Linked DNA regions of Homo sapiens: region 1 is linked to region 2. A link is a contact called in ENCODE POLR2A ChIA-PET data. All regions are on one chromosome and are shown on one strand. Each heading gives the region's core, a stretch centred on a gene start or an enhancer-like site at or near the end of the contact. The rest is flanking DNA. Distances are from core to core; before and after follow the strand shown.

Region 1 (3,851 bases), core at 107-2,606, 1.1 Mb before region 2:
AGGATCTTTGTGACTTGTATCTTGTGCTAAGCTTGTATCTCATCCTGTGACTTAGAATGCCTAACCTCCTGGGAATGCAGCCCAGTAGGTGTCAGACTTATTTTACCCAGCCTGTGTTCAAGATGGAGTCACTCTGGTTCAAATGCCTCTGAAAAAACCTTTAAATTAAAAAAAAATTATTGTAATGGTGGATTTTCAGGAATCAATTACTAGGTAAGGAAACCATGGGAGTCAAGGAATAAGTATAAAAACCCTAAAGAAAAGATAGTCCAGGGAATTACTCTGCTTAAATTTAAGGTTGGTTTTATGTACTTCCTTAGTAGTTGTCTCAATCCTTAAATATCTTTTAAAATAAGAAAAATAAGTTGGACTATTATCAATAATAGTGTAACCACTCAATGGGTTCTTCTTACCCACTGCCCAGATAAAGCCAATTTATCAAGGCAGGGGAACTGCAATAGAGAAAGAGCTTTACATATTCAGAACCAGTTAAACAGGAGAGCGGAGTTTTATTATTACTCAAATCAGCCTCCCTAAAAATTTGGAGGCTAGAGTTTTTCAAAAATAGTTGGGAGGAGGCAGGTGGCTGGGGAATGGGAGCTGCTGATTGTTTGGGGGTACAATCACAGAGCTGTGGAAAATGGTCTTCCTGTTTGCTGAGTCTGCTTCTAGGTGGGGCCACAGGACTTGTTGGTGGATCTGGGTGGAGCCATCAGTTGTCAGAAATGCAAAAACCTGAAAAGACATCTCAAAAGTCCATTCTTAGGTTCTAACAATAGTGGTGTTATCTGCAGGAGTGGTTGGAGAAGCTGCAAATATTGTGACCTCTGGAATAATGGCTGGTAATCCATTACATCTGTACGTTAGTATAATTCGGGTTCCTACCATCCTCCTAACTTGGTGGCCTTTCATTAGTTTTGCAAAGGTGGTTTAGTTTCTGGGGAGGGCTATTATCATTTAAACTATAAATTAAGCTTTTTGGGAGGAGGGGAATCCATACAAAAAAGAATCATTTTGTAGTCTTAAAATATTTGTTAATTTAATAAAGTTTTTAAACTATCTTTAGTGATTGGACTTCCTACCAAAATGACAAAAAAAAAAAACAAACAAAAAAAAACTATGTTTGGTGAATTTTATGTATCCAGTAACTACTTTTTGCTTTGTGATCCTGTATTTTTATCCTCAGATTGCTTATGTATTTCTGCATTTAGGAAGGAGATGGCAGTATTGAGCCTTGGCAGTGACTTAACCCCACTATTTGAAGGAGCTTAAAAGTTCTTCATAGAGAGGTATCAGTTTCATCTCTTGGGATTTTATTTTCTACACTTCCCCCCTCTCCCTCTTTGTATTCCCATGTGGAGAGTGAAAAACGTACTCTAGTATATGTTATATTAGATCTGTCATACCAGGATACTATTAAATTACTTATTCTCATTTCTACACATCTAAGAATGCCGACTTAAGGGATGTATAGAAAAAACTCTCTTCTAAAATAAAGAGAGCCAGCTCTAAAATGCAAAAGTATGTTTACGATGTGCCTGTTTTCCTAAGGCTTTGACAGGAAGAATTAACTTTACATTTCCAACATACAAAACACTTTACTGAGCCACATCTTATGGTAAATAAACTGTGCTCTGGGAATAAATTTTTCACCATTTCTTTTTTAGGGCAATAAGCTACTGCTAAGAAAATGACTTTTTCTAGTGCTGATGCCCTGAAAAAAAGTTTAGATGATGAGAGGAATTATTTACTTAGACTCCATTCACAGCCACTGTTTTGCCTGCATTCCAAATTTCAAAAGGATGATTCATGTACCTTTTAGCTCTATGTTGAAAAATAAAATGAGTCACAGTGCCCTTTGTCAATATCAAGAGTAATTAAAGAGTACATTTTTCAGCTATAAACTATAAGAAAAACAGAATGCTACCACGTAAAGTTGTAGTAAGTTGTTTTTAAAAGTATAAGCCAAGATTAGCAAACTGAGCCGCCATGTCAAAGGATCTGAATTGGTAGTTGGAATGGCACCCAATACTACAAGTTATGTTTTGAAAAGCTGTCCTGCCATGCTTAAAATAAGAAAAAGAAATATTTTAACTCATAAGATTATGTGGCTTTCTTTGAAATCTGGGCAATTAAATCACATACAAAAAGATGTGTAGTTGTTTAGTTTGATTATCATTGACAGTGGGATTTTCTTTGGTACCTTAACTTTTATATGTTCAAAATTGTTGTTGAAATGTTATGTGACAAATAATTTGTGGATTTAACTAAGCCAGCAAGCATATTTGGTTTCTATTATAAGTGAAGGACCCAACAACAACATCTTCATTTCATATTGTTCCGATAAATTTAATGACATTATTTTTTTTTGAACCAAAAGGAAATTTTTTCTCAGCTGGATTCTTTCACTGTAGGTTTTAATCACAAACTTTGAAAATGAGAACATAGCTATTATTTTTTATTAAAAGGATATGTTCTGGTTAGTTTGGAAAGGTCTGCCTAGTAAGGGCTTTCAATAACATGTCCAAGGACTTCAAATGTAATGCTGAAGTTAGAGAAAGTCAAATATGCCTTGTAGTACCATTGTATCTTAAGTGTTGTAAGATGCACACAAAGTGAATGTATATGCATTGTAAGGTAGTAAATTGTAAATTCCAACTGAGAAGAGGCCAGTGAAAGATTATCTACCCGGAGTGGGACATAGGTCTGTATATGTGGTACCAAGCTCATCTTGAGAGAGGGTATTGTACATGTGCTGTGTGTTATGAAAATTGAAGTTTACAGTGTCTTACATATAACATGTATTCGCTTAGTGCTTGCTGAGTGATTTAAATTTTATGACTATTCTTGCTTAGTAAGTTTTAGTTGTTTTTTTTTAAAGCCAATACTTCAAAACTCTTTGAGTTTTCTTATCCTTTCTGTTAAAGCAGGATTGTTCCCTGGGACAAGTTCAGTTTTACATAGATAAATATAATGTGAATTTCTTTAAAATGTATTTTTATTTAATGTATTATTTGTATTTTCATTCTTAATGTAGTTTTTAAGTAGAAGAAACGTTTAATCTTTAAATACTTTAGCCAAAGTGCTGAATATTACAGTTATGGGATCTGAAACATTCATTGGTTTTTAGCTCAATTAAAATATTTTACACTTGCTATATATGAAATCTTATACTAGTTTGAAATGAAGCAATTCATTGAAGTTGATGTTTTGGTCATGCTTTAGTTGTCTCACCAGTATTTTAGCCTTGTGAATATGTTTCAGGCTGCTCCTCTCTTTAAGGAACATTTCCTTAATTCTTTTCTCAGCAGCTTGAATAGGCACATATCAAAGTCAAATACATCTCCTAGCCCTAGATGGATTTCTAGGAGGAACCACCACTGTTAGCAATATTGAATTGTTAGTGTTTTTGCATAAAGTAAATAAACCCTGAGGAGAGCCCTTGAGTTCTTTGGAGTTATGCTGGAATGAGATTAAAAAATTAGAGTTTTCTCTTTTTTCCTCTCAGTCTTTCCTGTGTCTTCCATGCAGGGGCCGTCCTCATGTATTTTTGCTGGTATGTGTGATCCTCACAGAAAACAAATTCCTGTTGTTGTTTATTCATTCAGATATTTGTCAGACTCTTCTGCAAACTAGTGATGCAGAGCAGGAGAACTGACAGGGCCCTGTCCTGTTTTCAATACTCCGTAGCATCAATTCTTGGCAAACTTCAGTGGGACCTTGGCGGTGCTGCCCTCCTGGGCCTGGTCTTCATTATGGTGTGTAAAGAGCCACCTTTCTTAGCCAGGCTTGTAGGATATATCCCCGGGCAAAAGATGCCAGAACGTCTAGGACACTTGGTCTCAAAGAAA
Region 2 (3,691 bases), core at 510-3,009:
ATACTCATGCACACACACTCACACAGGCATGCACACACACACACATCACACACTGACCACCTCCACACACATCTTTATCGCTTTCCCCCATCTCAGAGGAAACATCCTCTCCCCTCAGGCCATGCTTTTTTTTTTTTTTTTTTGAGATGGAACCTCACTCCGTCACCCAGGCTAGAGTGCAGTGGCACAATCTCAGCCCACTGCCTCCGGCTTCAAGCGATTCTCCTGCCTCCCAGCCTCCAGAGTACCTGAGACTACAGGCGTGCACCACCATGCACTGGTAATTTTTGTATTTTTAGTAGAGACGGGGTTTCACCATGTTGCCCAGGCTGGTCTTGAACTCCTGGCCTCAAGTGATCTGCCCGCCTCAGCCTCCCAAAGTGCTGGGATTACAGGTGTGAGCCACCACGCCTGGCCTAGACCATGCTTTTGTTCTTCCCCTCCTTCAGGATCCCATCAAACCCTCCCTTAACATTGATCTTTTCCATTCTACTGGTTCCTTTCCCACTGCCCACCAATATATTCAGGTTCCTGACCCCCAGGCTACTTTCAGCCACCAGTTGATTTCCTTCCCTTTACTGCCAAGCTTCCTGGGAAAAAAACCCTACATGAGCACTTTGTCCTTAACCCTGCCCTTACACCAGCCCTCCATCCTTAATCTCTGTTCAAACCACTCAAGTTGAATCCTGCTTCCTGTCAGAGCCCTGAAGGTACACATTCTAAATCTCACTTTTCTCATCCTTAAAACCAGGATAACAATACAGCATTACTTAGGATGAGGGCTAAGCCATTGTAACAAACAGACCCCACATTAGAGTGGCTTACCACAGAGGCTTATGCTATTCTTGCTGTAACACTCCTCAAATGAGAGGAACAGTCATCAGGGAAGCCATGCTCCATGTGATCACTCAGAGAACCAGGATTTTTCTACGCTGTTGGTTCATAAAATTTTAATGTGCGTGTGAATCATCCAGCTCTTGTTAAAAATGCAGGTTCTGATTTGATGTCTGGGATAGGGCTTGAGAGGCCGCATTTTTTTTGAGATGGAGTGTTGCTCTGTCACCCAGGCTGGAGTGCAGTGGTGCTATCTCAGCTCACTGCAACCTCCACCTCCCGGGTTCAAGTGATTCTCCCGCCTCAGCCTCCCGAGTAGCTGGGACTACAGGCATGCACCACCACGCCTGGCTAATTTTTGTATATTTTGGTACAGACAGGGTTTTGCTATGTCAGCCAGGCTTGTCTTGAACTCCTGACCTTAAGCAATCCACCCACCTCAGCCTCCCAAAGTGCTCAGTTTACAGGCATGAGCCACCACGCCTGGCAAGAGTCTGCATTTCTAACAAGCTCCCAGGTGATGCCTGGCTGCCCGGATATGAAGCATACTCTGAGTAGGAGGAGCCTAGGGTGTTGCCCTTTCCTGCTTGATCAAAGCAGAGTCATAGGCACCTCTATATTCCAGCTCTCCAGAAGGGAAAGACGGCATGTGGACGAGTGCATGCTCAGTGTCCTAAGGCCCAGACTTGGGAGACCCCATCTGCTCACATGCCGCTGGCAAGCATGAGTCATATGGCCACACCTAGAGGCAAACAAGAGTGGGGACCTAGACATTATTTTTATCTATCGTGGAATTTTCTGGGAGGCACTGAGAACAAAGAGCAGATGTATTTGAGTGTGGAACACTCGCCAAAACTAAGACAATTATTGGAACACTGTCAGCCATTCCAGCTGCTGTGGAGTGAAATGGCGTAGAATGGTGATGGCTGGAGCTGACAGTGGTTGGGCAGCGGGGTAGAAGAGTGAAGGTGTGGCTTGAAGCACCGCACTATGACCCTAGGAAGGCAAGTACATCTCTAATAGAAATGACAGCCTGGGACACCACGCATTCAGAAGTAGATACAGGAGTCATTTGCCCTTGCTGGTCTATTTTTGGCTCTCGTGGAGGTCCAAATGTTTCTGTATAATTCTGGATATTGTTCAAGGTGCAGGAACCCTGCAAGACTTGGTCCTATGCTGCCCGAGCTGAAGGCAACCAGAGTATCGCTATGGCATTTCCCTAAATGCTAGCTGTACGAAAGCGCATGTTCTGCAGCAAGACTTTCTAAGTTTAAATCCCAGTTCTGCCACTTCCCGTGTGACCTTAGGCAACTTACTTCATCTCTCTGTGCCTCAGTTTTGTCATCTGTAAAATAAGGATATCTACATTACTCGTGTCATAAGATAATTTGAAGATTGAGAGTAGTGATGTATTTTAGAAGCTTATACAATACCTGATACACAGTAAGTCTTAAATATCATGCTATGTTTTATCTCAACTTTATTTTCTTAAACTGCTTTAACCACACAATGGGTTCTCTTTGTTTGCTGCCTAGACAAAGCTGATTTATCAAGACAGGAGAACTGCAATACAAAAGAGTTTAGGCCGGACACGGTGGCTCACACCTGTAATCCCAGCACTTAGGGAGGCTGAGGTGAGTGGATCACTTGAGGTCAGAAGTTAGAGACCAGCCTGGCCAACATGGTGAAACCCCATCTCTACTAAAAATACAAAAATAAGCTGGGTGTGGTGGCTGGCAGGCGCCTGTAATCCCAGCTACTTGGGAGGCTGAGGCAGGAGAATCGCTTGAACCTGGCAGACAGAACAAGACTCCAGCCTGGGCGACAGAGTGAGACTCTGTCTCAAAACAAACAGACAAAAAAAAAAAAAAAAATAGAGAAAGATTTAATTCACGCAGAGTCGGCTGTAAGGGAGAATGGAGTTTTATTATTACACAAATCAGTTTCCCCCAAAACTCAGAGATTGGGATTTTTAAGGATAATTTGGTGGGTAGGGGGGTTGGAAAGTGGGGAGTGCTGATTGGTCAGGTCAGAGATGAAATTATAGGGAGCCAAAGCTGTCCTCTTGTGCTGAGTCAGTTCCTGAGTGGGGGCCATAAGACCACATGAGCCAGTTTATCGATCTGAGTGGTGCCAGCTGACCCACTGAGTACAAGGTCTGCAAAATATCTCAAGCCCTAATCTTAGGTTTTACAATAGTGATGTTATTCCCAGGAGCAATTTGGGGAGGTTCAGAATCTTGCAGCCTCCAGCTGCATGACTCCTAAACCATAATTTCAAATTTTGTGGCTAATTTGTTAATCCTGCAAAGGCTGTCTAGTCCCTAGGCAGGAAGAGGATTTGTTTGGGGAAAGGGATGTTATTGTCAGCTGTAACTTTGTTTCAAAGGTAAACTATAAACTAAGTTCCTCCAAAAGTTATTTCACCTACACCCAGGAAAGAACAAGCGCAGCCTGAAGGTCAGAAGCAAGATGGAGTCATTTAAGTCGGATCTCTTTCACTGTAATAATGTTCTGAGTTATAATTTTTGCAAAGGTGAATTCACTTCTGACTTCCTCAGACCTGTCCAAAATTCATTTCTCACCATTCTAGCTCCTTTTTTCCTCAGTCGCCCAAAGTTGAAGAACGAGACAGCTCAAGTTCTGTGATGATCCTGGCAACCTCACATACCCAAGTATAATGAGTGTGGAAGAAATCCACCTCAAATTACACTGGAGCACAGCACACGAGAACAACTTCTCATGAATTGCTCTTATGGGCAACCCTAAAAGAGTAGAAAGAAAGCAGCACCATCAGCCCTGGAAACTCCTTAGGGCCCAGATGCATTCCTAATAGTTCATGATGAAGTTAAATCATC

What was found. ChIA-PET counts read pairs that join two places held with the same protein, here RNA polymerase II (POLR2A).
Region 1: POLR2A ChIA-PET joins it to region 2 with 10 read pairs in Panc1. The contact joins two enhancer-like sites. POLR2A ChIA-PET finds 5 or more read pairs at or near these places in 2 of 52 experiments (PC-3 and Panc1).

Annotation. Positions count from the first base shown.
Region 1 is chr14:37,115,121-37,118,971 of GRCh38, reverse strand. All of the region lies in intron 1 of SLC25A21 (solute carrier family 25 member 21), which reads left to right. Among named protein-coding and RNA genes, the nearest start is that of SLC25A21-AS1, 55 kb to the left of the region's middle. Within about 2 kb of position 1,356, at least 5 of the 41 ENCODE cell types and tissues checked have a DNase peak (open chromatin) inside an H3K27ac peak, as active enhancers do; they include PC-3, where a contact is called at or near this core.
Region 2 is chr14:35,987,167-35,990,857 of GRCh38, reverse strand. No RefSeq gene overlaps it. Among named protein-coding and RNA genes, the nearest start is that of LINC00609, 81 kb to the left of the region's middle. Within about 2 kb of position 1,759, at least 2 of the 41 ENCODE cell types and tissues checked have a DNase peak (open chromatin) inside an H3K27ac peak, as active enhancers do; they include PC-3, where a contact is called at or near this core.